Linked DNA regions of Homo sapiens: regions 1, 2, 3, 5 and 6 are each linked to region 4. Evidence: chromatin contacts called from ENCODE Hi-C or POLR2A ChIA-PET data. All regions are on one chromosome and are shown on one strand. Each heading gives the region's core, a stretch centred on a gene start or an enhancer-like site at or near the end of the contact. The rest is flanking DNA. Distances are from core to core; before and after follow the strand shown. Region 1 holds the start of PPME1 (protein phosphatase methylesterase 1). Region 2 holds the start of PAK1 (p21 (RAC1) activated kinase 1). Region 3 holds the start of RNF169 (ring finger protein 169). Region 4 holds the start of UVRAG (UV radiation resistance associated). Region 5 holds the start of CLNS1A (chloride nucleotide-sensitive channel 1A). Region 6 overlaps PAK1 (p21 (RAC1) activated kinase 1).

Region 1 (4,637 bases), core at 1,411-3,910, 1.6 Mb before region 4:
AGAAAACTGAGTCAAAATTTAGACTAAATATAGAAAACATATAATATGCTTTTTGAATGAAAACAAACAGAACACTTTAGTCTTAAGTTCAGCAATTTATCACCACTTAGAAAGAAGGTTTATCCTACCCATTATTCTAATACATGAGAAGTAACTATCAAATCAGACCACCGAATAATCTATCTGGTCATGTAAGCCACTCTGATAACTAATTAGTATTTAAGGTTTGATTTGATTTACTCTAAGTTAAGAACATACCAACAAAGACACACTAATATAAACTTTTCTTTAGTTGAGTTACTATTTGAAAAATACAAATATCAGAAGTAGTTGACATTTTTCTAAGTATGGTTGAAATTTTTCTAAGTACAGTTGTTTTAATTATTGCAACATCTATGGTTTTTAAGATATGTAATCTTTATCTAACTCTCTTTTAAAAAAATCACTAACGATAAAACAGCAACAACTCCCTTCACTCACAAACGATTTAGACTATATCATACAACTCAGCATTTCAATGAAGAACGTCTTAAATTGTAACTTTTCTTTCCTGCCAAGATCACACAGTCAGTGAGGACACAGACTATCTAATCTTCAGATTCTGCCACTATTTTTAACACAGTGCTGGGTTCATATATTTATTGGCTTTAGTATTTATTGGGTTTCATAAAGACATTAAAGTGTAAACAAAGCAATTAATCATGACTTTCTAAAAAATTTTCCTTTAATGACCCTGATTGTCTTTCATTCATAGTACCTTTTCGGGAAAACTTAAAGGAGATTTAAGAAACCATTCCTATATTATTTATACCTTTTTTTTCCTTTGACTTTTCTTTGAGGAGTGGTTATGCCTCAAAGAAGAAAATATATGGAATGTATCAGATCAGGACTAATTATTTGGACTTCTAATGCAAACACCGCCTCTGCCCTCTATAGTGGAGAAAAGACCCACCATAATCCTTATGGATAGTTTCAACATAAAAATTATACACAGTTGTGTATACATTTCTACATATGGAAATGGTATAGCAAAAAGTGTATTCTGTTCTATGCTATGTTATATTATTTCTACTTTGACTTTCCGATTATCAACCAAACATGCTTAACTGTTTTGACACAGGGAGCACTAGTATGCTTCAGTCTCAGATCCTCCTATCTTTCCTGGCAGGAAAGTCAGTATCTCAAAACTGCCTTAGTAATCTTTAAACAGCTTGGATAAGAGTAATTCCCAGATTGTAGCTTCAGTCCTCAACCCAATGGCCTAATGTCCTATCACTGTTCCCAATACTTCTTTTCTCGCTAAACTGCCTACAATGCAAAAAGGCAGGGTCACCCACTGTCCTTTTTCCCTTCGAGGCAGTCTTGTAGAGATTCAATGTCAAGTTTCCTGATCTGCCCTGGGTTCCTAGGTTGACTGTTCTCACTGCAGCTAACATCCCCTACTCGGTGAGCTTGTGTCTCCTTGAGCTGCTAACCTGATGAGGACTCTCTGCTGCACACTCTTTCATGATCTCAGGTCCTTCAGGAGATCGTCATGCCCTTACCCCCACTCCAATCCTATCACACCTGTCATTCCCCACTCTTCCCGGCTCTATACTCTACAATTATTTTTCCCAACTCCTGCTCATAGTCAGCCCTTCATACTTCATTCATTCAACTAACATTTACCGAGTCCTGCTTTGTACTAATCCTTGGTCATTCAGTAATGTATAAAACGTGATTCTTGCCCACAATCACACAACAAATGATATAATCCCTTTGCCAATTTATGTTTCTTCCTGTCCCTGTGGACCTCGAAAGCTACACACACACATACATTTCACTTCGTTATCAAAACCAATCCCATCATTGTTTGTTCTTCTCCTCTACAGTCATCCTACCGGTAACCTTCATCTCATTAATCGCCTGTCTGTGGCCCCTACCCCAGCCCCTAATTCCTTTCTATTCTCTGGAGGGCCAATTGCCCTTCCTTTTAACCTTCTGGTTCCCTGGCTACTTCCTTCTTACGTCCCTTTTCTTGTTTATCCAGCGGGGGTGCGGGTCTCCCTAAAATTCCTTACACCCTGCTCTCCTATTACGCTTTCCTCAATCTTTGATCGCTCAGGTTACCTCTTTTTTTGCGCCCACGGCTGCCCCCAGACCCTTGGCCTTTTCGTTGTTTCATGATGAGCCCGAGCTCTTCTTCACCAGCTCAACTCCGTCTCCAGCACCTAAGCAGTATCCTCCCGCCATCCCTCCCCACGGCGCCTGCGTTCCCCGGCAACCGGCGCCGCTGGGCAGCCTGGGAGGCAGGAAAAAGCGACTCTTCCTCTAACAGTCTCCGGAAAACGGTGCGAAGAGAAGGCGCCAAGACGCCTTCCCTCCAATACACTACAATACCCAGGACGCTTTGCTACAATACCTCTCCGGGGTTGGCTGGGGGGCGCCTCCAGCTGCGCAAGCGCATAGGGATGCGCCCTTTGTGGACTCCATTGCGCAGGGTGCATTGCCCTGAAGAGCGCTCCTCCTTCCGGTGAAAGTCGTCGGGTTCCCAGCCGGGAGTCTGCGGAGTTCTCATACTCTGTTACCCAGCTTCCTTTGTATGAGTGCTGTTGCGCACTTCCGGTGGAAGCGCTGAAGCGAGTGGGTGGAGTTTACGGAGCCGGTGGGCGGTAGGCGGTGCTACGGGTAGCTGGGTGCTGTCCAAAGGCGACAGGGCGTCGTTAGGGGAGCGAGTCGTGACCGGTTGGGCCACACTCAACGTGGGACGAAGCTTCGCCTACTGTTTGACTACGTGCGTGCAGCCTCCCCTCGATGTCGGCCCTCGAAAAGAGCATGCACCTCGGCCGCCTTCCCTCTCGCCCACCTCTACCCGGCAGCGGGGGCAGTCAGAGCGGAGCCAAGATGCGAATGGGGTACGTGACCCATACCCCTTCTCCCTATGGGCCAGGCCCCAGCCGTTGGAGAATGGTATCTCTGGGCGTTCATAGAGGCACGGGAAAGGAGTCTACTGATAGGAGAAAATGTTGGCGGCCTGGAGATATTTAGATGGAGTAGAAGGCAGATTGGGGTACTAGGGGAGGCGCCAAGTCAATAGAAATTGGAGGAAAAATAACGTTGTTGAAGGGAGAGGGGAATGAGGCAAAGGTTGGGGAAGCTGAGAGACTAACATAAGGGATCTGAGAATCACTTCCACAATAAAGGAGGCTTAGAAAAGGGAGTAGAACGGTGACAAAGGTGGAGGAGAATCGGCCAGGGAAGGTGGAGGGAAGTGGGGAATGACTGAGAGAAAAGTTGAGGGGAATTGGGCCAACAACTAAGGAAAGGTTTGGGAGGAGTAGATATTATCAGAGTTCTAATATCTGCACTGTGAGAACTAGATACTAGAAAAGCTGAGGGGGGTAGAAAACACTCGAGACAGGGCTGGAGAAGGAAAGAGGAGAACTAGGAAGCAGACGATTCTAGAGAATTCCCAGAGGTGTAAAGACAGATTCAGCGAATGAGAGGTGAGATTAGGTCTCTTAAGGGAGAATGAGAAAGTTTAGGGAGTAGGCCTAAGGTAAGGTGGAGAACATAGCCACGAAGATTGTTAAGGGTAGTAGGAATGTGCTGAGAAGCTGGACAGGATAAGGGAGAGAGAAGAAGGAGAGGACTGAAGAATTTACAGAGTGAGAAGCTGGACAGGATAAGGGAGAGAGAAGAAGGAGAGAACTGAAGAATTTACAGAGTGACCATAGGCTCTAAAGATTGAGAGATGACTATAAATACGGTTTGGTGAATGGAAGTGCTGCAGTTGTAAGGTCTGGGAAGCTTAGAGGAAGATTTGGGCAATCAGTTTTTGCTGGGCTAGTAGATCTGAGGGAAGCGACGTACTGGCCTAAGACTTTGAATTAGTGAAGCATTGGGAGTTCGAGAAATAGTTTGCTGGAAAGGAAGGAGAGCCATGTAGAAGAGATAGGTTTTGGAATTTTAGATCGTTAAATGGCTTGTGCCAGGTTAGGGGATACTTGGGCCGAGGAGAAAGAATGAGGTGAACATGGGAGAAGTAATTGCTGGAAAGTGGAGAGAATTGAATAGGCATTTGGTTTTGAGGGGATATTTGTAGTTTCAAACAGGATTCTGGGAATTAGTGACTGTAAAGAGAAAAGGAGTAGGAAAGATACTTAGGTATGAGGGCTCCAGAGTATATTTGGGATTCTAGAGATGAATTGGTAGATATTCTTTGAAAAAGGACTACAGAAGAGAAACCTTAGGTTCTGAAGAAGTAATATGTGTAAAAACTTATCAAAAAGGAGGCGAGAGTAGGAGATGCAGTACTGTGACAGTAAGTCCTAGGGATGAAAAGAAAGGAGAATCCTATAAAACAGTGGGGTAAAGGAATGGGAAAAATGGGTGGAAAAACCAGGGAAGGAAACTAAGAATTGAGTGGAGACCTGCTATGATACGCAGTAGAAAAATGAGAAAACTTTAGCAGGAGGAGATAGAGAGATAGACGCACAATAGAGGTAGAAGGCTACATAGAAGGTAAAGTGAAGATTGTTTTGGCTTTGGAAGACAGAAAAGTTGGACTATAACATGAATAAAGAGAATTTGGAAACTGACCCATAACATTATTTGGGAAAACTAACCTGGAGTTTAATATTAATGTAACATTAATT
Region 2 (4,920 bases), core at 1,764-4,263, 1.7 Mb after region 4:
ATACTTGAGTGCCTGCTATATGCAGTCACTATTCTAGGCACTAGGATTAAAGCAATGACCAAACTGACAAAACTTCCCAGTCTCAGGAAGCTTTCATTCTATTGGCAAGAGAGGGATGGGATGGGATGGGATGGGATGTCACGCAGTTAAGTGCTACGGAAGAAAAACGGGACAGCAGGAGCTGGCAGGGTGCTGGTTTTTATTAAGAGCAGATCTTTTAACCCAGTGGTTCTCAAACTTTAGCAAGCATCAGAATCATTTAAAGGGCTTATTAAAGAAAAGAAATTCACAGGCTACCAAAAAAAGACAGGCACAAACTCAAGTAATTGCAACAGAGCGCTACAGAAGGCCATAAAAGTGGTATGTACATGAGCCAGAGGATGGAAGAGCAACTCATTCTATGCAGGAAAAGGAGAGACTAAGGGACTGCATCCCAGAGGCCCAACAAGGTCATCTCCACAGGCAGGTAAGGGGTGGAAGGGAAGCATTCCAGGAAGAAAACAGAACATGCAAGAGTGAAGATGAGAGTGGCAGGGGAGCCACAGAAAGTGAGACTGCAAAGGCAGGCAGTGGTCTGATCCCTGAGAGCTTTTTATTCCATGTTACTCTGAAATTTATCTTCAGAATATGAAGAGTCAGGGGTAGGGGGCGCTGATGTGGTAAGGTTTTGTTTTACAGAAATCTTTCTGGATGCACAGTACCTTCCTTTGAGGCACTGCTTCCTTCAAACCTAGCACAGGGACTCAAAACATGTGCTTAGTAAATGTATATTGAATTGAACTGAACAAGCTTTTTACCAAATGCCCTGTTATGGATGAGGCAGGTCACCTTCCCTGCAGGACTCACTTTGGCCAAGAGAAGACTTGTAAAACAGGTCCAGCAGCCTCAATTATTGCACACTACTACCTGTACAACTGGAGTCCCCCAGAGATTAGGGCAGACCTTCATTGTTTACTTGTCTACCTCACCCATTAGACTTTGAGCTCTTTGAAGACAGGGAATATCTTAATAGACTGAATCCCCATAGCCTTAGCAAGAGGCCTGAAACATAGTAGCTCTCCGAACTCCAGTAATGTTGGATAAACGAATTGACTGAATAAGCAAATTTACCAAGGTAGACCCATGAGCTCATGTAGTTAAAGAGTATGGATAAGCTTCAGGGAAAGTATGGGAAGTTTTCAGGGTCAATGTTCCCAAAACCCTTTTTGAAAGGCATAGTTTCTAGTTGAGGTGGGGAGTTTTTATATGCACCTGACTTAGAATTTTCCAAATAGGAACCAAAATGTTGTAAGTGCTGTGGTAGAAATCCCACCGGGCCAATGGGAAGAAATCAGCTCTGTCTGTAAGAGGAGAGACAGGATGGAGGCCAGCAAAGACTTCACAGTGTGGGAATTCTTCAGTGGACTCTTGAAAGCTGAGTCCGGTGCTTGCTACTTGCCCGTTTTGGGGCATAAAACCAAACTTCTGGAGCTTTTAAGGCTGGAAGTGACCTGCTCAAGGTCACACAAGAAGTAGATGAAGCCACAGGGTAAGAGAGATGAGGTATCTGTACTGATAATTCCTACTTTCTCCTGACAGAGTTGAAAGAGAACCCAAAAATGTAGGAGGCAAAATTAAAGATTGTTCTCAGGAACAATTCTTAAAGTCAAGACTAATGAATCTGAATTTTTATTAGTAACCACGGAACTAACCCTTCCCTTCACTGTTCACAGTTTTTGTAACAGTAGAACAATTATCCAAGGGGTTTAAAAACCAAGGACGTTGCTCACAACGCCACACCCACTACTTCTCAAGTATTCTTCCAAAACACTCCCAGTAATGTGTACTGCTGAAATAGGATAGCGAAGGCTACAACAATCATGTCTTTTCAAACGTAATAATGAACATAAAATAACTATAAATCTCCTTCCCCGGTTGTTTTTCACTTCCCAAGTTACAGAATATTCCGGGGTGGGGGAGGGGCTGCGTAAGTCAAGTCCTACCAGCCCTTATTTTTCAGGGAGTAGAACCCTAAAGGTGACTGTCCAAGCCTGGAAGGGGTCATTTATTCCATGCAGAAGGAACTGGGCGCCGCTTTGCTGTGCCTCCTCGTAGCGGGACAGGGTGAGCGCCGCAGGACTGCGAAGTTCGGGACGGACTCGGTCCCGGACCGGTACTCGTGTGGCCTCCCGGCTCCAGCCTGGCCTGGCCCCGCCCCGCCCCTTCCCTCTCCCAGGTCTCTCGAATCGCCCGGCGTCTGAGACCCGCGACCCCGCCGGTACGCGCACAGGGGGCCTTTGTTGGCCCGACGGGAGCGGGCCTCGCGGGGCGCCGCCCGCCTCACCTTACCTGGCGCCTCCTCCCGCCCAGGCGCCCGGCCCCGCAACGCGAAATAAATGGGCCCAGACCCCCACTCCACCCGTCCCCACCCCCGCGCCCCAGCCCTGGCAGCCCGGGACGCGAGGGGTACTGGGCGGTAGGCCCGCTCTCACCTTCCGCGCTCGCTCAGCTCCTCTCGGCTCCTCCTCCTCCTCCCGGCGGTGGGTGCCGCCTAGCCGGGAGTGAGGGCGCGAGTGTGCGCGAGCTACCGCTTCACTTTCTCCCTCCTGCCGCCGCCGCCGCGCTGCCCGTGGCGGGGCTCCCCTCAGGACAGGGGAACTGCGAGGGAAGGGATGATGGGGGGGCGGGAGGGAGCGAGGCGACGCGGGCGGGGGGGGAAGGGGGGACTGAGGGGCGAGGTGCGAAGGGCTCAGATGGCCTCTGAGGCAGGAGGTGGTAACTGGATGCGGAGACCAGGTTCCTCGAGGGGGCTCACGAAAGCGCGGGGCTCCGTGGAAAAGGGAATGAGAGTCCAAGGGGGAAGGCGTCTGTGGGGGAGGACTGCAGAGCCTGTGAGGGAAGCGCGATGGGCGAGCGAGGGGGCGGGAGCGTGTGGGGGAAGCCGTGAGGGGGCGTCTACTGTGCAGCCACCACCTTCGGCTCCGGCTGCAGCCGCGGGAGGGCAGCCTCCCCCGCCCACAGCCGCGCTATTGTACGCCGCCCGGCAGGCCTGACCGCCTAGTTCACTGGCTCCCCTACTCCTCCTCCTCCCGCCTCCTCCTCCCCTCTGCCCTTTCCCCTTCTCCCCCTCCCCCTCCCCCACTCCCCCTCCCCGGCGCGGCGGCGGCGGCTGCGGCTCCGGTGGAGCCGTGCCCGCCCCGCCTCCCGCAGGTGAGAGGGGGCGGGGAGGGCCTGACCGACCCGTGGGAGCGAGGCCAAACCCTGGCCCGCATGAGGGCGAACGCCTGGGATTACGTCATCGGCGCGTGACGCCAGAGGCTGGGGAATCACCCGCTTGCTGCGTGACGTCATCGCGTCGCGTCACTGTTCTCGGTCCGCTGTCCGTGGCGGGTTGTTTCCGTGCAGCCTTTCTATCAGACAATTTTGGGACGATTTCTGGGAGGGCTACTGTAGTAGTCAGGATGGAGAAAGACGGCTAACTTCCGGCGCTGAGGGTCCTTTTCAGGTTAACAAAGCACCACCGCATCTATGAGCTCGTTGTCAAGGGCTGAATTTGAAAACTATCCGATGTCGTGTGATCTCACAGCCAGACATGTATTATGTTTTCTTTCTGTGGGAGAGGGGGCAGGGGTGGGAGGAAGACAAAGAAATTATAACGGAGATGTTTGAACTAATGTGAACTGACATACGAAAAGAATGGGCTTCCTTTCACGTTTTTTCCCCTACCGTGGAGGGTACTTTCGACCCAAAGCTTTCTTTCTCCTGAGCTCAGATTGTGTATTTCCCAATACCTCCCGAGCAGCATTACCTGCATACTCTTCGTACCTCAGATTCAACATGTGCGAAACTGAGACAGCATTAGAAAGGCTAAGAGTCCGGAATCAGGTTGCCTTGCTTGAAATCCTAGCTATTCAAATATTAGTGATAGGACCTTGACATTTCTAAGCCGTAATTTTTCTGTAATAATAAGTAGTACCTTAACTAGGTCTTCCTAAGCCTCAGTTTTACCATGGTAATAGTAACAAGCCCTTTAGAATGTTGGCTATTATTATTATTTCCCCCCCAAAATTGCTTCTTACGTTCCTTTCCGTTCTCAATGAATGGGCCACCCATTCAACAATCCCCTAAGCCAGGAACCTAGACATACTAATAGCTCCCCGTTCTTCCTCTCTCAACATCCATATCAAGTTGGACACCAAGTCTTGTAGCTTCTCCTAAATATTTTTCAAGTCCTTGCCTGTGTCGTCTTCTACTACCACCACCTGAACAACTGGAGCAACCTTTAGTCTCTTCAAACTCAATCTATTTTTCTCACTAGTTACCTGAGTAGCCTTATAAAAGCACAAATCTGATGATGTCCTCCCGTTTAAACACCGAAAGGATTTTATTGCTTTCAGGATAAAGTTCAAACTCCTGAACTTGGCACTTTATTACCTGACTGCTTACACTAGCCTTTCTAGCTTTGTCTCACATCATTTATTTTTTGCTCCAAGCACACTGAAATATTAACGTTATTTGAATACACATTTCTTCATGTCTTCAAGCTCTTCCCTACTTAGCTGACTGGCCAACACCTATTCATTGTACAAAGCTGAGCTCAAATGTCATTCATATTCATATTCATATTCATTTGACTAATATTTCTAAAGTTTCCCTAAGCCTTAACAAAACTGTAATTCTATAGTATTTCTATGCCTTTTATGGAAGTAACTGCATTTGTGTATCTAATTTCTTGAGTTCCAAGTCATATTCCTTTCCATATCCTCAGCACCTAAAACAGTGCTTGACATATACCTAAGTATCAATATGTTGTTAAAATATATTTAATAAGGCCAGGCGCGGTGGCTCACGCCTGTAATCCCAGCACTTGGGAGGCCAAGGCAGCCAGATCACCTGAGGTCAGAAGTTTGAGACCAGCCTGGCCAATATGGCGAAACCCCA
Region 3 (5,039 bases), core at 961-3,460, 1.1 Mb before region 4:
TACTCAGACCTCTTGCTTTTTCCCTCTGCTAAAGGAAATTTTCTATATTTATTTGTATCCAAGAAAGCATGCTATGTTTCTGTGGCTCAGCTCCTCCAACAGTAAACAGATTAAAAGATCCAAACCATCGAGAGTGAACAGCCTGCACAAATGGTCCCATTTCTAATGATGGTTGGCTTGATCTCTGGATCACAGATCTCCTTTGTCAGAATCCGGGAAAAATGTCCTCAAGAACCTTAAGTTGGGATGGAAGTGGGCAGGACCCATGGATAAAGGATAGCCTAGCCAAGGCCATACTTCTGTGTCTGGCAGGATTCTGTCTGGGTCTCTATGCAAACAGGTCTTTGTTTTAATCACCCATTGGCCTTTCTTCAACTCTTGACTGTCCTTTAGCCATCTGGTTCTTATCTTGGGAATCCATCACCTTTTTTTCCCCCTGCTCTCTGAGTTAATCAATCACTCGGCACTGGATTGGTTTACCGCTAGCTCTGGGCAATCTCATCAAAACCCAGGGCTTCTCATGCCTTCTATTATATTATGTTGATTTTTTTTTTTGAGACAATGTCTCATTCTGTTGTCCAGGTTGGAATGCAGTGGTGCCATCACGGCTCACTGCAGCCTTAACCTCATGGACTCCAGTGATCTTCCTGCCTCAGCCTCCTGAGTACAGGTGAGTGCCACCATGCCCAGCTAATTTCTGTATTTTTTGTAGAGATGGGGTTTCACCATGTTGCCCAGGCTGGTCTTTAACTCCTGAGCTCAAGCGATCTGCCTGCCTCATCCTCCCAAAGTGCAGGCGTGAGCCACCGCCCCCAGCCTATGTTGCTTTTTTATTTTTCTCTCTTTACAAAACTCGTGTTATCCTATAAAGGTTTCCACTAAGAAATGCCATTTATTTAATGCTTCCCATTCTTTGCCCTGCTCCAAATCTATCCCAGGGCAAAGAAAGCAAAGAATGGGAGAACTACTGTAGCAGAACCACCTTTCCATTAGAGAGGGGTCATTCTTTCTCCTGGAACCTCTGCATCTAGAAAGGGCACTAGCATCAAAGTCCAAGCACCTCTCCCTAGCTCAAGCAGGAGTGACACGGTCAGAGCTGGCCTATAGGAAGCAACTCGAAGAGTGTGGAGGATGGATTAGAAAAGAGGTTGGGAGAGGGGAGACAATCAATCTATAGCAGCTACTGCAGTAATCTAGATGAGAGATGATTAGACCTGAATTGGGCAGTGGGAATGGGATGAAGAGGTGGGGAAATAGTCATTTTGATAGTGGAATTGACAGGACTAAATAACTGATGGTTTGTGGGAGATAAGGAAGAAGTTCAAGATGACTAGGTTTGGAGCTTGAGTACCTGGGAGGATGGGACCTTTCATAGAATGAAGGAAATAAGAAGAGCAGTTTTGAAAGGAGGATGGGAGACAGTGACATTAGTTTTGTACATGAGGAATGTAGGGATCTAAGAGGATGTTTCCATCAGGCAGTTGAATATGGAGGGCTGGACTCAGGAGGCCTGGGCTGCAGACAGCAATCTGGGAGCTCCTGAGGGAAGAAAATGTGGACCAGTGCAGCACGCAGAGTGAGAAGGGGACTGAGGCCTAAGCCTAGAGGAACACCCACATGGAAGCACCAAACACGGGAGACTGAGAAGGAGCCAAGAGCCTGGGAAAAAAACCAGGAAAGTGTGGTTTTACCAGCCAAGGGGGGCAGTTTCAGGAAGGGACATGGGGAGAGAGGATGAGGAGGTAGGATTGACAAGAGGCTGCTCCTTTTGGCAGTTAGTTACCACGGTGGGCCTGGTTTCAGTCACAAAGCTACCCCCATCCTTAGGAGAGAGCTCAGGCCCTCATATCAAATGAACACTAAGGCAGGTTTCTGAGTAACTCACATATTCCCCACTCACTTTCTCCTCAGTTATCAAGGCATTACAGGATAAGTACGTGTATCAAAGTTTAACATCGTTCAGAATTGCCAGTAAAGCCCCTCAGTTCCCACCTCTTTCAGTTCAGTAAGAGGAAACTGCAAGGACTTTTCGAGAGTGCGGCTGATGACCGCATAATAAAGAATAACTAATAAATATTAATGAAGTATCCCCTCTGGCCAATCAGGTCTGAGGAGAACCCTCTTTGGGCTCACAGAAGCCTCGCCCCTCATGAATATGTAGATAGCACTGCCCACCGCGCGTACTGCCCCGCCCTCCACTCTTCTCCCTCGCAACCGACTCTCCCTTCAAACGGGAAACAAGATGGCGGCTGCAGGTCCGAGTACTCGGGCCTCTTCCGCGGCGGCAGCAGCCGCTCTGAGTCGGCGGGGCCGGCGGGGCCGCTGTGACGAGACGGCGGCAGCTAAGACTGGGGCCCCAGGCCCGGCTTCTGGACCTTCGCTGTTGGTGTTGTCGCCGCCGTTGCTGCAGCCGCCGCTGCCGCCGCGGCCGGAGGAATCGGGCTGCGCCGGGTGCCTGGAGCCCCCCGGAGAAGCAGCGGCCCTGCCGTGCGGCCACTCGCTTTGCCGAGGCTGCGCCCAACGCGCCGCCGACGCGGCGGGCCCGGGTTGCCCTCGCTGCCGCGCCCGCGGCCCAGGCTGGGCCCGCCGTCGGGCCCGCGACGACGGCCAGGCCGACTCAGAGGTGCTGGGCGAGTGCGCCCGCCGCAGCCAACCCGAGCGCTGCCGCCCGCGCCGGGACGGGGGCGCGGCTGCCGCGGGGCCCAGGCCAGAGCAGGAGCCGCGTGCCGCGCCTGCGGAGCCAGGTGGAGCTTCCCCACTTCCCCTTAGGGTCTGGAGCGAGGCCGAGCGCGCCCCGGCCCGGCCTGGTGAGGGGGTGGAGAGTCCCGGGCCCTACTCGGGCGGGTGTGGAGAGTTCTCGTGGGATTAGAACCCGGGCTCTACCCAGGTGCAGTGTGTTTGTGAATTTTGAACTTCAGAGTGAAGGACAGGCACGTTGCATGCGGAGGGGCGGTGAGGGCACCCTGTGCCTTACGTAAGTCCGAAGTTTGGAGGGAAACAGAATTGTTGGAACAAGTTAGGGGCAGGTTGGAATTGGTGTGTGGGAGTGGGAGGGGCCTTGGATCAGAGAAGTGCTTGGTTTAATGTTGGATGAAGAGTTTGGGGGTCATATTGCTTGGAGAGATGTGGCTCCTGGCCTTGAAAGGGTCAGTGAAGGGTGTGGAGAATCCGGAGTTTAGGGAACAGGTTGAATTTGAGGATGTGAAGGGAGCTTTTCAGACTCGAGAGCAGAGGGGGTTGGGAGCACACTTGTGCAGTTGTTTTCATACATTTTGGAAAATGTATGCTTAGCACAGAACTTGGCACATAGTGAGGAAGCAGTAAGTGACTGTCGTTTATATTTGTAATACTAGTACTACTAAGTCCAGTAGTGCCTGACAGAAAAGCTGGCTTGGGTTTAAAAGTTTTGGAAACAAAGGTTGGGTGGCAGGGGCTGCTTCTATCTCCTTGGCAGTATGGGTTTCCTACTGGCTTGCTGGCAATTAAAAGTCTGTTGTAGGACTCTTGCCTTGAACTTCTTTCCCCTAACACCAGCAGCCTGCTATTCCTCGGTTCTGAGCTTTGAAATGCAAAGTGCCCTGTATAAAATAAGACTGTTATAACTTAGGATTCTTTTGGGGACACACCCAGTCAACATAACATCTGCAGCTCTGTTTGATAAAAAATGCTTACCTAGAATGAGATTTTCAAGAAACATAAATCACGAAAGGCCAGATATTTGTACCTTCTGTTTTGGGAATTCTGCCATGTGTTTTTTTGGGTAAGGAAAGAGAGGCATTGCTTGTGTATACAAGTGCAGCTTCTAGAAACCACAGGTTCTAGAATGCACTCTGTTTTGATTCAAGCCGCCAGAGACACCTGTCACTGTCCTAGGATATTGGGCTATTTTATTCCTGGGGTTGAGGGGGACCTGCATCTTACTTTCTATGTTCCTTGTCACTCCCCTCACCTTTTTTTTTTTTTTTTTTTTTTTTTTTGAGATGGAGTCTCGCACTGTCGCCCGGGCTGGAGTGTAATGGTGCGATCTCCACTCACTGCAGCCTCTGTGCACCACCCCTTCAGGTTCAAGCGATTCTCCTGCCGCAGCCTCCCGAGTAGCTGGGATTACAGGCGCCCACCACCACGCCCGGCTTTTTTGTATTTTTAGTACAGATGAGGTTTCACTGTGTTGGCCAGGCTGGTCTTGAACTCCTGACCTTGTGATCCGCCCGCCTTGGCCTCCCAAGGTTTTTTTTTTTTTTTTTTTTTTTTTTGAGACTGAGTCTCACTCTGTCTCCCAGGCTGGAGTGCAGTGGCCAATCTCTCAGCTGACTGCAACCTCTGCCTCCCAGGTTCAAGCGATTCTCCTGCCTCCGCCCAGTAGCTGGGACCACAGGCACGCGCCACCACACCCTGCTAATTTTTGTAATTTTAGTAGAGACGGGGTTTCGCCATGTTGGCCAGACTGGTTTCGAACCCCTGGCGTCAAGTGATCCGCCCACCTCTGCCTCCTGAAGTGTTGGGATTACAGGCGTGAGCCACTGTGCTCAGCCCTCGTTATTCCTTTTAAGCTTCACAACATCCCTATGAGATAAGTACTTTTATTTCCATTTTATAGATGAAACTGAGGTCCAGAGAGGTTAACTAACTTGCCTAAGGATGAAAACCCGATTCTATCCTATTCCTGCTCAAATCAGGGATGAAACGTCTTTAATTTTGTGGATGTGGTGTGATGGTTTCATATGCTACTTAATTTGCTTTATAGTCTGAGATTATGGTCACGATATAAGACAGTATTTCTCTGGTCTCCCTATTAGTACTACTGATTATATGGCCACATAGGATAGAAATTTTCATTTTGATTTCTAAGCTTGGAGACTGTTGTGAAATACCAGTTCTGAATTTGAACCATGAGAGGAAGTTTGGCTTGATGATTTGTGCAAACTTTTTCCCTTGAAGATGTTTTTGTCATAAAATTTATCAGTGATTAAGGGAAATTATCTAAAATGAGATTTCAAATTAGAATCTATTGAGTCACTTAGTATTCATTAATTACTTTA
Region 4 (4,526 bases), core at 882-3,381:
GTAGAGACAAGGTTTTGCCATGTTGCCCAGGCTGGTCCCAAATTCTTGGGCTCAAGCAAGAATTGTGATAATGTGTTATGGCAGCCTCAGAAAACTAATACAGCTTAGAAACAGAAATGTGTTTTCTGTGAAATTCCCCCAGATCTTGGCACCACATGAGTTCAATCAGATAATATTTGGGATTTCCCAGTGACTCCTTTCTCAACAAACACCTGATCAAGCGACTCCTTTCTCAACAAACACCTGACCACACGCCCCAGGCTCCAGCCATGAGGAACCACTCAGTGTGTCAGAACAGGAGACAGTGTGACATCTTTGTGATCCAGCTCTGAGAAAAGATCCAAGGTGTTTTTCAGGCTTCTGAACACCCTGGAAAGATAGTATGCTTACATTTTGTTTAAAAAATTTAAAATGCAACTACTATATGCCAGGTCCTGTGTGGGCACTTTACATATGTTGATTTACTTTAATCCCTACAGCAATCCTATTACTATTTTAAAGCTGAGAGAGGGGAAGTGACTTGCCTTGGGATACATAGCTCAAAGGTGGTAGAGCCAAGATTCCAAAGTGCCTGATTCCTATTGTGTCTGACTCTAAAACACTATGTTCTTTCTGCTATGTTCATCCAGGTGGTGGAAAAATTCAGTCTAGGAGTAAAAAAAGGAAGATCAACATCCTGCAGAATGACTCATGCTATTCATTATAGAAGCAATTGCTGGAGATGCTATCATTGTGGATCACGGAAGTCTTCATGGAAGAGGTGGCATTTGAGCTGGGCCTTCACTGCAAAAAAAAAAAAAAAAAATTTCCTGATTCTCTGTCAGGCACTGGGGATCCAGAGATGAATCAGACAAAGTCCTTTTGCTTGAAGAATTCACAGTATTTTGTGTGTGTGTGGGAAGGAGGGTGGCTGCTTACATGTGTTAAAAGACAATGTGGCCAGGCCTGGTGGCTCATGCCTGTAATCCCAACACTTTGGGAGCCCGAGACTGGAGGATCGCTTGAGCCTGGGAGTTTGAGACTAGTCTGGGAAATATGGCCAGAACCCCATCTTTACAAAAAAATTTTAAAATTAGCTGGGCCTGGTGGCATGTGCCTGTATTCCCAGCTACTTAGGAGGGTGAGGTGGGAGGATCACTTGAGCCCAGGAGGTCGAGGCTGCAATGAGCCGTGATTTTGCCACTGCACTCCAGCCCGGGCGAAAGAATGAGGCACTGTTAAAAAAAATTAATAGAATAATCCAGACCCACGGTAGGGTCAAAATTCCTAACTCAAGGTCCCAGAGAGGCTCAGAGAAGCCTTTTGGAAGAAGGGACTCCTGCCCCAGCTAAGACTGATGGATAAGTAGCAAAGGCTTTCTGGGGACACAGCACAAACAGCCCACCTGAAGCGGTGAATCGGCGTCCTGGGTGCCTGGCACACCTTGTAGCTCAGCTTACTAGCTAGTGGAGTGCGAAGGGGCGTGTACTTGTCGGTTGGAGCTGGTCATGAAAGAGCTCGTGGGACTGCCCGACGGTTCTCAGGTCCCAGTGCATCCTGCGTGGTGGCTCTCTGCTGAACCATAAAGCATTCCTTTTCAATCCCTGCACGCTCACGCCGGGAAAAGACTGCACAAGGGGCCTGCCAAGGCAGACAAGCGATCGCCACCCAGCTGGCTTCCGAGGGTCCCCGCCCTCCACCGGAGGCCTGTTACCACGGCAACCAGTGAGGGCGGAAGTGGCTCAGAAGACCGGTTCTCCCTAATCAGGTGACTCTCCCGCCTCCTGCACGTGACACCGGAGCCCAGAAGCGCGCTCTACCTAATCAAGACCCCACCCCTCTTTCCCTTTACTGACAATTGACAGCGACCTCTTGCAATGGCCCTTCCGCCTCCACCAGGAGACTCTGCCCGTTGGTAGTAAAAGAACCAATTAGACTGGGAAAAAAAGAAGCAACGCCCCAGGTTTCACCCCGGCTTGACAGACGCAATTGAGGCCATCCTTGAGTCCCTCCGCCCCCAAGTCCAGTAATGCCAGCGATGGACAGACCTTCTACCCAATAGCACGCCCCTTTTCTGCCGTTGGGTCCCGCCCCCTTGAGGGCTAAGCCAATGAGCGCTCCGGGTCTCAGCGGGGTGGAGGGGTTGCACTGCGGTAATATGGCTCTTCCTTAGCCAGCGGCGGCAACGGCGGCAGCGGCGGCAGCGGCGGCGGCTACTGTCTGGGCTGAGCAGTAGTGCCTCTCGGGTGGCGGGTTTCTAGGCTGCAGGGGCTTGGTAGGTGGTGGCAAGGGGGCGGCGGCGGATGCCGGAAGAGTGCCCGCCCCGCCGCTTGGCGGCCCCTGGATCGAGATGAGCGCCTCCGCGTCGGTCGGGGGCCCCGTCCCCCAGCCACCCCCGGGCCCGGCCGCTGCTCTGCCTCCCGGTTCTGCCGCGCGGGCCCTGCATGTGGAGCTGCCGTCTCAGCAGGTAAGCCCGCGCGGCTCGCAGCACTCGGGAGGGACCCGGGCAGGCCCGCGTGGAGAGCTTGCTGGCTCCGGGCTGACCCCGCGAGCCGGGACACCCAGAGCAGGGACCCGGAGGGCTCGCGGGACTGAGGAAGACTGTCAGGAGGTTTGTGCGGGGAGGGGTCCAGTGATGGCCGAACCTCCGGGAGATCCCGGAGTCCTAGGAGAATCCCGTTACAGGAGATGGGCTTGTTAAGGGACAAGCAGCCAGCCAGCTCAAGTCCCTGGGGCCCCGGCCCGAGGCCGCCTCCCCCAACGCAGGGAGCCGGGGATTGCCCCGCGCAGACCCTCTCCCTCGTTCCGCCCAGGAAGGGACCCGGGGAACCCCCTGTGTCCCACGGGCCATAGTGAAAGCACTTTTCCTTTCTTTCCCCACCTGGCCATCCCCGCTTACGGAGAAACCAGTTTGTACTCTTCGTGCAAGAGCCCTGGAGGAGACTTTAGGGTGTCTACCATTTGCTTTAATCTCCCCTGATTATTAAGTATTCGGCCTCTTTAGAGAAATGTATTCAAGACTTGGGGGTTTCCTTCCTAATTCTCCGAGTCCCAAGGAACGCATCTTAATAATTAGGAGGACTTTTTCCTTCTTCATTCCCTTCAGTGAGTCTCTGTGGAAGGAGGATTTGATGTATATATTCATGTGTTCCTCCATCCTTTAGGAAGGGCTTTGAGGACTTCTTGGCTCTGCGTTGTAGGAAGATAAGAAGGGGGAAACACTGACTTTGGAGATGTGACAAAACTCTTTGTTTCACTCACATATCTGTAGAGTACTTCCCTCCTTATATCGGTTGCCTTCCTTCTGTCCCCCAAGGGGAGATTTTGCAGGAATCTTAGCATTAAAGAGACCTAAAGAATACCTTTCACCCTCTCCCTTTATTCCTCCTGCCAAGAAGAGGATCTAGAGAAACTGTCATTTACTGAGAACTTACCGTGTTGGATTTGTGCAAAGGGCTCAGTGGCCATTAGTTCACTGAATTTTCACAACTCTGTGAGATAGCTGTTTTTATTACCCCCATTTGGCAGTTGAGGAAACTGAGGCTTGTCCAGAGCCTTCCAGTTAGTAAGTGGTGGGGCTGGGTTGCAGAATCCAGTGTCTGACTCTGCAGCCATGCACGTGCTTGAGACTTGGGCAGCCTTCCTCCACCACCTTTACACAGGACAGAGTGAGTTCTTTCATACACCCCTCCAACTTTCCATCAGCTACCAGTGGGACTTAGGAAGGATTCAGAAAGAGGAAGGGAGAGGTTGTAGGGGAGAGAGTGGTTGAAAAGTGAAATGGATTTGAGTGCAGTAAAGGAGGCGGGGGCTAAAGGGAAGAGAAGAGTTGGAGATAATAACCACTGTGGTTGCCTTTGAATAGGCAGGCAGAAGAGCTTACAGTAGCAACGGCTTTTTGTGTGACTACTACCGAAGAGGATTGAAAAGATACCATGTGCCCTGGTTTTGTGATGCTGTTGGCAGGGAATTTCTGAATAGTGGGAGTTTGAGGGTAGTGGGGGTTTGGATTGTGTTGTGAGATACAGGGAGAGGGTAGAAGTCTGGCTAGGGAGGGAGACACGTCTCTGGAGTGAGCATTAATGTGAGTTTTTGTATGTGTGGGAGGTAGAGTGTGAGAGTGGTTACTGGGAGAGGGAATAGGGAGCACCGTTAGAAACACCCTGGAGAAGTCCTAAGGAGTTCAGGGGCCAAGAAGGTTTTAGTTTGGGGGAGCTTCGAGAGTGTGTGGGATTAGGAAAGAGAAAGCATCATTTACTTCATGGAGCCTATTCTCTGATAACAGTTCACAGTTTAACACTGGGAAAACTAATGCAAACAAACTGTTGATGGAATAATTTCAGCCTCATTTGTTAGTGTTTGTGAAATTTTTGGATTGGTGCCGAGGGATATATAGTGGCTTAAGTGTACAGCTGAATGCTATATGAGTGCCGAGTATGCTATTTACATCTTTCTGGGGGTGTCAACCTTGAATTCTTGGAAGGCAGCCTATATAACAAAGCACTTTTACTTTTGCAGTTGACATCAATTTATCTTTTGGGGTCAAA
Region 5 (4,621 bases), core at 1,755-4,254, 1.8 Mb after region 4:
CAAATAATGTTTAATTTTTTTCAGAGACAAGGTTTCACTCTGTCACCCAGGCTGGAATGCAGTAGTGTGATCACAGCTCACCGCAGCCTCAACTGCCCAGGCTCAAGTAATCCTCCCACCTCAGCTCCCCATAGTAACTGCCACTACAGGCACGTGCAACCACGACCGGCTAATTTTTGCAGTTTTTGTATTCTTTGCAGAGATGGGGTTTTGTCATGTTGTCCAGGCTGGTCAAGAACTCCTGGACTCAAGGGATCTGCTCACCTTGGCCTTCCGAAGTGCTGCGATTACAGGCGTAAGCCACCTTGCCCAGGCTAAGAATTTTTTAAAAGCTGATAAGAACTTAAAAAGAGTTATACTTCCTTAGTATGAGAATTGTATTGTGGTTATACAAGATAATGTCCCTGTTCTTCTGAACAGGAAGTGGAAAACGTCGACAATTCTCAAATGGCTCAGAAAAAAAAGAAAAACAGAGACATAAACATGGCAAAATGTTAACTAATAAATCTTTGTGAAGGGTGTATGGGTAGTAATAACACAACTTTTCTTTAGGTTTGAAATTTTTCTTTTTTTTTTTTTTTTGAGACAGTCTCACTCTGTCACCCAGGCTGGAATGCAATGGCATGATCTCGGCTTACTACAACCTCCGCCTCTCGGGTTCAAGCGATTCTCCTGCCTCAGCCTCCCAAGTAGCTGGGATTACAGGTGCACGCCACCACACCCGGATAATTTTTGTATTTTAGTAGAGACAGGGTTTCACATTGTTGGCCAGGCTGGTCTTGAACTCCTGTCATCAGGTGATCCACCCGCCTCAGCCTCCCAAAGTGCTGGTATTACAGGCGTGAGCCACCACACTGGATCTTAGGTTTGAAATTCTTCTAAATGCAAAAATCAATACAGGACTGTCCCTCAAAAGGAGTTATAATACTGAAAGAAGCGTCAACATACAGAAATGTCATGAATAAAAAAGGAATGCCTGGGAACTAGGAATGTATCTGTGCTCCATCTTCCACCACTTCAAAGAAACTGCTTTCCCCAATTATCAAAGATCTCCTTGTCAATACTCAATATATGCTCTTCACATTTTGTTTTGACTGCTCCTTCCTCCTTTCTCAAGTTTCTTCTTTCATGACCCACCCGTCGGCGTATCCCTAGGGTTCTACACTTGGTCCTCTTCTCTTCTGAGATATCTAATCCATTTCCATGAGTATACACTAACACTTTAACGACCTCCAAACATCTCTCTTTAATACCACTTTCCCAAGATACACATTCTTTTTTTATTTTTATTTTTTTTTTGAGACAGGGTCTCACTCTGTCATGCAGGCTGGAGTGCAGGGGCACAATCACGGCTCACCGCAGCCTCGACCTCCTGGGCTCAGGTGATCCTCCCACCTCAGTTTCCTGAGTAGCTAGGACTACAGGCCGCCACCATGCCTGGCTAATTTTTGTATTTTTTGTAGAGACTGGGTTTCGCCATGCTGCCCAGGCTGATCTCAAACTCCTGGGCTCAAGCGATCTGCCTGCCTCAGCCTCCCAAAGTGCTGGGATTACAGGTGTGAGCCACCGCGCCCGGCCCAACACGGTCATATGTACAACTACTCCACACATGTCCTGACCAAACTCATTATCTGCCTCTCACCTCAATCTTGCTTTTCCTCCCATCCATATGTCCTATCTCAGTTTCTGGCCTGAAGCCTAAACCTTGTTCAATGTCTAAATTTCCCTTTAAAGCAGAGGTTCTTTACAGTTTTTGTGCTCTGGATTCTGTAGTAGGCAGAATTTTGGCCCCACGACCTTCACTTTCTGGTGTCATGCGGGTGAATATGTTATATTACACAGCAAAAGGGACTTCACAAACGTAATTAAGGTTACCAGTCGACAGTAACATAGGGAGATTATCCTGGATTTTACAGGTGGTTCCAAAGTAATCACATGAGCTCTTAAAAGTAGAGAATTTTCTCTGGCTGTAGACAAGTGATGGAGCAAAAGGGGAAGCAACACATATCTGAAGGGCAGGAAAGATTCGATGTGTCATTACAGGCTTCAAAATAAAGAAAACTGCATGTCAAGGAAACAGGGACCTCTGTTCTACAACCACAATATTTACGGTAGATCTATCTGACTGTCAAAATACCAAAGTGCTCCACGTGGCCAAATAAAAGGGCAATTCCTTCCAGGACCCCAAAACGGGAGTCTGGTCCCTCTGCATATGACCCCTGTCTGTGTCGAGTTAAGGGTGTTCCTCTCCTTACTATACCTACAGAAGAAAATCTTTATTGTGTAACCAAACTTTAAAAGTCCTCCACAGTCGGCTCTGAAACTACGTATCCCAGAGAGGGGAACATCTCCTGCATCTGTTCATCCGGAAAGACAGGCACACTTCAGACCCTTAAAACCAGACCGTGCGTTAAGGGCAACGCACGCGCCAGACCTCCAGTAAATAGGCGAGTTAAAAAAAAAAAAAAAAGAAAATAAAAGAAAGAAAGAAAGAAAAGAAGAAGAAAGAAAGAGAGAAAGAGACAGAGAAAGAGAAAGAGGAAAAAAAGAAAAAAAAAAAAAAAAAGCACAATCCATAAGGGGAAATTCCGGCCGGAGAAAACAGAGAATGGAAGACTCCGGAGGAGTACTAGAAAAATCGAGCCTTCCACCCGCTACAGGTATCCCTGAGGCGTCGGGCACGAGACCCCGCTCCCAGCAGGCCTCCAGGCCGCCCCTTGCCCGGCTCCTTCGCACCGCCTGCTCCAGCAAGGAGGAGGGCGGCGCGCAGGAGGCCAGCGCTGGGGACCAGGAACCCTACCTCTCAGCGATGTAAAGGGTACCAGTGCCGAGGCCCTTCCCGTTCAGCACAGCCTCAGTGTCTGGCTGCTGCCGCAGGAGCCCCTCCGCTGGCCCAGGCGGCGGGAAACTTTTGAGGAAGCTCATAGCAGCAGAGTGCGGCAACACAGGCCCTGAGGGAGTTGGAGCACAGCAATGCGTGCACCACACCGCCCGCCCTGGAAGAGGCAGTCACCCCGGAAGAACAACTTAGTCTGCCCCGGAATCTGAACGCCGTCGACCATAGAGATGAGACATTCTAGGAAAAGCGGCGGAGGTCGGCTAAGAACGTGTGGAGTTTGACCGCGCAACACCCTTCCCCTTCTTCCTCGCCATTTCTGAGGCTTTGGGCTTCAATAACTGAGGGTTCTGTGGGAAGTCCCTCAGGATTGTCACAGTGAAACCACCACTGCAAAATTATAACTGAGACACTGAAAGCGATCTGACCTACCCAAATCCATGTTGTTTCTAACCTCCAAACTGTCCTTGTTCATTGCTGGATATAGGCTGAACTAACTTTGGGAGGAACTTAGTTTACAGTTTGAAGTTTAAAACAAAGATGATGACAGCCTTTTCCCAAAACAAACTTCCTTCTTGCCTGGGGACTGGACTGCCTTTGTAGGACTAACAAATCAGCCACAAGATTAGAAATTATGGTTTAGATTAGAAATTACAGCTGCAAGCTACAAGATTCTGACCCTCCCTAAACTGCACCTAAGATCGGTGCTTGAGATATGTTGCAGACCCTGCACTTGATGGATCAGCTGGCACCACCAGATGGATAAACTGGCTATGTGATCTTGTGCCCCCTCCCCACCAACCCAGGAACTGACTCAGCGCAAGAGGACAGCTTCAACTCCCTGTGACTTCATCTCCCACCCAACCAATCAGCACTCTTGACTCACTGGCCTTCCCCAACCTGCCAAATTATCCTTAAAAACTTGGATCCCTGGCTGGGCGCGGTGGCTCACGCCTGTAATCCCAGCACTTTGGGAGGCCGAGGCGGGCGGATCACGAGGTCAGGAGATCAAGACCATTCTGGCTAACATGGTGAAACCCCGTCTCTACTAAAAATACAAAAAAATTAGCCGGGTGTGGTGGCAGGCGCCTGTGGTCCCAGCTACTGGGGAGGCTGAGGCAGGAGAATGGCGTGAACCCGGGAGGCAGAGCTTGCAGTGAGCCGAGATAGCGCCACTGCACTCCAGCCTGGGCGACAGAGCGAGACCCCGTCTCAAAAAAAAAAAAAAAACAACAAAAAACAAAAAACAAAAAAACTTTGATCCCTGAATGCTCTGGGAAACTGATTTGAGTAAAAATAAAACTCTAGGCCGGGTGCAGTGGCTCATGCTTGTAATCCCAGCACTTTGGGAGGCCGAGGCGGGCAGATCACGAGGACAGGAGATCGAGACCAGCCTGGCTAACACGGTGAAACCCCGTCTCGACTAAAAATACAAAAACAAAATTAGCCGGGCGTGGTGGCAGGTGCCTGTAGTCCCAGCTACTCGGGAGGTTGAAGCGGGAGAATGGCGTGAACCCGAGAGGCGGAGCTTGCAGTGAGCCGAGGTCGCGCCTTGGCACTCCAGCCTGGGCGACAGAGAGAGACTCCGTCTCAAAACAACAACAACAAACTCTAGTCTCCTGCACAGCAGCTCTGCGTGAATTACTGTTTTTCTGTTACAATTTCCATCTTGATAAATCAGCTCTGTCTAGGCAACAGGCAAGGTGAACCCATTGGGCCATTACAGCAGCAACCCTGTTACAACCCTGTAACCCAGTTACATACAACCCTGTTGTAACTGCCCAA
Region 6 (5,074 bases), core at 2,497-4,996, 1.6 Mb after region 4:
CTAAAGTTTGTACCCAGTTTATTTGGTGGCACTGTTCAATTTATTTTTAGTGTATATATCCTACATTCTTAATGAAATCAAAGTTTTTTAAGGGCAGAAACACTATTTTATACTTCTTTGGTATCATCTACCATTCTTAGGGAAAAACTGACCTCAGGCAAGGTATTCAGGAAACATTTGCTCTCTTGATCACTTTCTGGAAAATGTTCAACAACCACTGTTGTTTTAGAATGTGATAACCAGAAAATCACTTTTCCTACTTCCCTAATTCTGTTTCACACCGGAGTGAGCTATTTAAAAATCTACATTTCTCTTCATGAGCTTTTTATATACATAATATCTATCACATATAGAATCATGGACTGTTTGGGGCCAAGAGAGAGCTTAAAGATCATGTAGTGCAATCCTGAAGCGGTATCTTCTTCAACTTACAGATACCACTTCTCCCTTCTTGATCGTAAATGCCCTATTCTCCCTTGTCCGTTGTATTAGTTATTGATTTACAGGGCTCCTTCTCATCACCCCACCCCCACTATACAATAAGCACATTCAGGGTTGAAACTGTCTCATTCATCTTTATATCTCCAGTACTTATCACAGTTCATAGTACATGCTCAATCAACAGTTCCTAAAGTATTATTTTCTCTTTCTTTGCCACTAGTCTGCAAGCTTCTCCAAGAAAGGAAGTGAATCTTAGTCATCTTTGTATCTCTAGGGTCTAGCACTAGCATGCAGCAGATAATAAATATAATATTTGTTGTTCATGATATTAAAATGTTTGACTCACTGTCTCTATGCTAGGCTGTGCTGGCCTATCCTTTATTAAGAAGCTCAGACCCAGGCTGGGCACGGTGGCTCACACCTGTAATCCCAGCACTTTGGGAGGCCGAGGTGGGTGGATCACCTGAGGCCAGGAGTTCGAGACCAGCCTGGCCAACATGGCGAAACCCTGAATCTACTAAAAATACAAAAATTAGCCAGGCATGCTGGTGCAGGCTTGTAATCCCAGCTACTCAGGAGGCTGAGCCATGAGAAACACTTGAACCCAGGAGACAGAGGTTGCAGTGAGCCAAGATCATGCCACTACACTCCAGCCTGAGTGAAACAGCGAGACCCTGTCTCAAAAAAAAAAAAAAAAAAAAAAAGAAAGTTCAGACCCAAGGTCATATAGTTAATAGATGATGGAGCTAAGATTTGAATCCAGAACATCTCATTGAAAGGTCTATCCTCTCATGTACTTTCATGGTAAAGTTTTTATAACTCTAGATATAAATGCAACTTCAGTTTTCTATTGGTTTAACTTCCTTTGAAGTTTGTTTCTAGTTAAAATTGGCAGATTGAAAACACATTTACTTATGTTCCCTCCCAAAATCACTCTAAAATGATGGTAAAGCTATAAAAGAGGTATGAACCTCAACAATAAAGAGAATGGGTGAGGGGACATCAGACGGTAAGAGATTTCAAAAACTGTTTAGAATAATAGTGAATAGGGGAGCTGTGACAAAAAGAAAAAAAAAAAACAAAAAAGGAGAGCAAAAGAAGCTGTAATCTAGAGCCTTGCATAGTCCCTGAGCAGCAAAGATGTGTGGTCCCTGTACAACAGGATCCCTTCACCTGGAAAGAATCACTGGATTAAAACACATAAAGACATAGGAAGTATAAATCATTTACCCAAAACCACACAGAGATAAGAAGAGCTAGATCCTATTTTTGTTACCTTTCTATAACACATCCGCTATTAGCCAACTTAAAAGAATATAGGATGAATCAGCAGCCCATGCCACAAAACAAGGAGGCAGAGGTGTTTCCCAGGGTCTACATTTTGGCCTTCTTTACCAACTCCAAAAAGGTCCTTTGTGTTTGGGCTCTCCCTGGTGAGAACCTGTTCAAATAGTTGGGATAAGAATCCCATTATTCCCATTGTCTGATTCTATAGCTCTGAAAGGTAGGTTACCAGCACCTAACAAAAATAGGACAAAACTTGGAGGCGAAAGATTTCATAAGCACTAACACTGTTTCAAGTCAAAGCTGAGCTCATCTATCTTGCCCGTGGTAGTGTGAGAGAAGCAGCTTTTCATCCCTTTTTAGAACAGAACATGTCCAAAGGTAGGTGTTGTTATATCTGCTAACAAGATGAAACAGATTCTTTTTTTTTTTTTCAGGGGAAGTCTCGCGCTCAGGCTGGAGTGCAGTGGCACGATCTCAGCTCACTGCAACCTCCACCTCCCGGGTTCAAGCGATTCTCCTGCCTCAGCCTCCCAAGTAGCTGGGATTACAGGCGCCCACCACCACGCCCAGCTAATTTTTGTATTTTTAGTAGAGACGGGGGTTTCATCATGTTGGCCGGACTGGTCTCAAACTCCTGATCTCAGGTGATCCGCCCACCTCAGCCTCCCAAAGTGCTGGGATTACAGGCGTGAGCCACCATGCCCAGCCAAAATAGATTCATTTTAAAATGCCAAATTACAGAATTGCCTACAGTTGCAATTAAGGCATTAATAACTCTAGGGCTATTTCTTAATACACAATTATGAGAGTACCACAGCTATTTGCTCCTCATTCCACCACACTCCCATTTGAACTCTAGTCCATCACTGCATTAAACACATCTACATACTCAATTTGTGTGTTTTTGATGTGCACAGAAAGAATACTGAATTAGGAGTCAGAAGAATAGTTCCAAACACAACTCAAGCTTTGGAATCAGCAAGCTTGGGTTTGAATCCCAATTCTGTCTGAGTTACCAGCTGTGAGATCAGAAATTAATCATTTAATCTCTCTGGACCTCAATTACCTCATATGTAAAATGGGAGACTCATATGGGAAAAAATGGAAAAATATGTCAGAGACCTGTTGTGAGGATTGGGAATATTTATTAGGCAACTTGCACAGCAGTAAGTTACTCAATGCGTGGTACTTTCCTCTTTTATTGACCACCTGGTATTTGCTACGTATTTCTAACCTTGGAAGGGTTGTTTTGAAGAAGTGTTTAAGGAGAGGTAGAATATACAAATTACATTAATTACAATACAGTACAACACAAAATATAACACAGTACAAATATAATATAAGAAATGATGTCATAGCCATTACAACAGAGTAACACATAAACACTGAAGGAAGAAATACTAATTCTGCCTGGCACAGGAGGACAATGTCAGAGAAGGCATCAGAGACAGATATTTGAACTTGGTCTTGAAGGTTGTTGAGTGTAAGGACAGCAAGCAAAGGAAAACATGTTAAACAAACAAAATGCTATGAGACCCAAGTTAAGGGAACATGAGAAAGAATGTTTGGCTTATTTCAGCAATAGTGTGAAAACTTACAAAGAAGTGATAGGTTATACAGAACCAGAAATAAGATTAGCATGAGGAAGGGACTACCCATGGGAAGTTTTTTGTGGAAAGCAAAGTGGTATAATAGGCAAAAAGAGGTAGTCATTTGAGAAACTCTTGAAACTATTTAGCTGGAGAAGAACAGTAATAAAATCACTATTGTGATTATAAAGAATTGTCATGTGGAGGAAAGGTTGAATTCATTTTGTCTGACCCAAGGGACAGATTTAAGAAGGTGGATAGAAATTAAAAAATGATATTATACAAAAATGGCTAAGGAATATTAATGATATACAGGGTGAGTGTTTGAAATTTAAAAGAAAATGTCCCTCCTGTACGTTTTGAAATTAACCCAGAAAGCTCGAAAGAGAAACTCCTTCAATCTTAGCCTGGGCTAAGAACCCCAGGCTTTCTCTTCCTCTTTGGGGACAAGACTTGACTTGATGGGCCTTTGGTGCAACCAGGTTTGAGGAAGGTGCTTCCACCACTTCCTGAGGCCTTACACAATTCAATTCAACCTCAAAAGGGAACACTAGCCCACACAGAAACAGCTTAAAAAGAAAACTAAAGAAGGCAACGACTTTAAAGGAAACTAGGCAGTGCGCTTAAAGAGAAAAGGGCAATGGGAACAACATGAACATCAGAGGCATCAACTATCTGTTCTCATGTTAATGAAGGAAGGAAGAGCAGCAAGACCATTCAGTTCAACATCTCACTGTACACATAGAGAAACTGAAGCCCAGAAAGGGGATAGGGCAGGTAAAGCCAGGCATGAAAACAACTTAACATAAAACGTTAGAGTTCAGGCAGACTCTTTTATCATCTCACTTTTCCTCAAAATAACACAGTGAAGGAGGTGTTATTTTCCCAATGAGACACGAAGATCTTTAAAGCATTACAATGTTTGTGTTAGTTTTCCTTATGGGTTGCTGGAATGAATAATGCTTTCCTTTTCAATCCTATAGGTAAAAAAAAAAAAAAAAAAAAAATCACCCTAAGGACTGGAGCTTCTCCAGGGAAATAATGTGGACTAGGAAACAGTTTCTCAATACCCTCACCCCAATTCCCCTATTCTATCTAGGACTTTCCAATGTATTACATATTCAATTTTTTAAAAATTCTGTTTTAGCCCCTGTGCTGAGAACAGGGAGCAAAAATTCAATCAGACATGCATCTTCAAGGAGCTTCCCATTCTGAAAGCATAGACAAGCATGACAATCAATGATTATCTTTTAGTCATGAAGACTTGGTTTCAAATCCTGGGTCTGCCCTTTACTAGCTAAGGCAAGTCATTTCCTTTCATCTAAACTTCAGACTCCTTTTCTGCGAAATTGAAGGCAATACCCTCAGTCTAACTCAAAGTATTAACTTGTGAGTATTTGGAAAGATAATTATTTAAAGCACCCAGCAGAATGTCTGATCCACAGTATATATGCTCAGAAGGTATTTACTGAATTAATGGCTTACATAAAAGTATCAATTCTAGGGGTAGAGTTGGGAAGAAAGAACATCCCAGCATTATGTTTTCTCATAACCCTGGACCCACTGAGAGAATGATGTTTACCTGATCATGTGGGTTTCATGCTCCCCAACTCTTGTGCATTAAAGCCACAAATACCACCCCAGCATTAAAAACCCGAAAGAACCTGGCAGGTCCCACACAATGACTAGGGATGAAGGAAATAGCTGTCTGGCCTGACCATATTTGCAAAGGGAAGTAGGCAGCAGAGCAAGGCCTA

Evidence for each region. Hi-C counts contacts between places; a loop is a spot of excess contacts on that map. ChIA-PET counts read pairs that join two places held with the same protein, here RNA polymerase II (POLR2A). Pooled maps may share reads with other maps.
Region 1: a map of CD4-positive, alpha-beta T cell shows a loop between it and region 4 (6-fold over the local background). The contact joins the promoter of PPME1 here to the promoter of UVRAG in region 4. A Hi-C loop is called at or near these places in 2 of 168 maps with a recorded cell type or tissue (CD4-positive, alpha-beta T cell and naive thymus-derived CD4-positive, alpha-beta T cell) and 12 of 50 pooled maps.
Region 2: a map of CD8-positive, alpha-beta T cell shows a loop between it and region 4 (14-fold over the local background). The contact joins the promoter of PAK1 here to the promoter of UVRAG in region 4. A Hi-C loop is called at or near these places in 1 of 168 maps with a recorded cell type or tissue (CD8-positive, alpha-beta T cell) and 4 of 50 pooled maps. POLR2A ChIA-PET finds 5 or more read pairs at or near these places in 2 of 52 experiments (PC-9 and T-cell).
Region 3: a loop to region 4 is called in a map of CD4-positive, alpha-beta T cell, with 4 times the contacts of the local background. The contact joins the promoter of RNF169 here to the promoter of UVRAG in region 4. A Hi-C loop is called at or near these places in 2 of 168 maps with a recorded cell type or tissue (CD4-positive, alpha-beta T cell and naive thymus-derived CD4-positive, alpha-beta T cell), 1 of 37 single-sample maps with no recorded cell type and 8 of 50 pooled maps.
Region 5: a map of CD8-positive, alpha-beta T cell shows a loop between it and region 4 (6-fold over the local background). The contact joins the promoter of CLNS1A here to the promoter of UVRAG in region 4. A Hi-C loop is called at or near these places in 2 of 168 maps with a recorded cell type or tissue (CD8-positive, alpha-beta T cell and naive thymus-derived CD4-positive, alpha-beta T cell) and 5 of 50 pooled maps.
Region 6: a pooled map shows a loop between it and region 4 (5-fold over the local background). The contact joins the enhancer-like site here to the promoter of UVRAG in region 4. A Hi-C loop is called at or near these places in 2 of 37 single-sample maps with no recorded cell type and 3 of 50 pooled maps.

The regions. Positions count from the first base shown.
Region 1 is chr11:74,168,629-74,173,265 of GRCh38, forward strand. It overlaps PPME1 (protein phosphatase methylesterase 1), which reads left to right and starts at 2,661. Exons shown (of 14, transcript NM_016147.3): 1 at 2,661-2,894. The coding sequence starts at 2,794. It overlaps C2CD3 (C2 domain containing 3 centriole elongation regulator), which reads right to left and starts at 2,374. Exons shown (of 33, transcript NM_001286577.2): 1 at 2,110-2,374. The coding sequence starts at 2,164. RefSeq lists enhancers at 1,609-2,532, 2,306-2,755, 2,533-3,455.
Region 2 is chr11:77,471,081-77,476,000 of GRCh38, forward strand. PAK1 (p21 (RAC1) activated kinase 1) reads right to left here and starts at 3,014. Exons shown (of 15, transcript NM_002576.5): 1 at 2,472-3,014. RefSeq lists an enhancer at 2,122-3,038 and silencers at 2,279-2,588, 2,609-2,658, 2,889-3,248.
Region 3 is chr11:74,746,639-74,751,677 of GRCh38, forward strand. It overlaps RNF169 (ring finger protein 169), which reads left to right and starts at 2,211. Exons shown (of 6, transcript NM_001098638.2): 1 at 2,211-2,744. The coding sequence starts at 2,243. RefSeq lists silencers at 2,042-2,262, 2,436-2,585, 2,616-2,875, 2,886-2,985 and enhancers at 2,236-2,325, 2,475-3,068.
Region 4 is chr11:75,813,079-75,817,604 of GRCh38, forward strand. UVRAG (UV radiation resistance associated) reads left to right here and starts at 2,132. Exons shown (of 15, transcript NM_003369.4): 1 at 2,132-2,446. The coding sequence starts at 2,330. It overlaps UVRAG-DT (UVRAG divergent transcript), which reads right to left and starts at 1,719. Exons shown (of 2, transcript NR_144531.1): 1 at 1,385-1,719; 2 at 436-783. RefSeq lists enhancers at 243-1,442, 1,366-1,795, 1,666-1,960 and a silencer at 2,256-2,455.
Region 5 is chr11:77,634,790-77,639,410 of GRCh38, forward strand. It overlaps CLNS1A (chloride nucleotide-sensitive channel 1A), which reads right to left and starts at 3,005. Exons shown (of 7, transcript NM_001293.3): 1 at 2,801-3,005. The coding sequence starts at 2,925. RefSeq lists enhancers at 2,733-3,252, 2,907-3,146.
Region 6 is chr11:77,445,390-77,450,463 of GRCh38, forward strand. All of the region lies in intron 1 of PAK1 (p21 (RAC1) activated kinase 1), which reads right to left. Among named protein-coding and RNA genes, the nearest start is that of PAK1, 26 kb to the right of the region's middle. RefSeq lists enhancers at 3,326-4,096, 3,676-4,105. Within about 2 kb of position 3,747, at least 3 of the 41 ENCODE cell types and tissues checked have a DNase peak (open chromatin) inside an H3K27ac peak, as active enhancers do.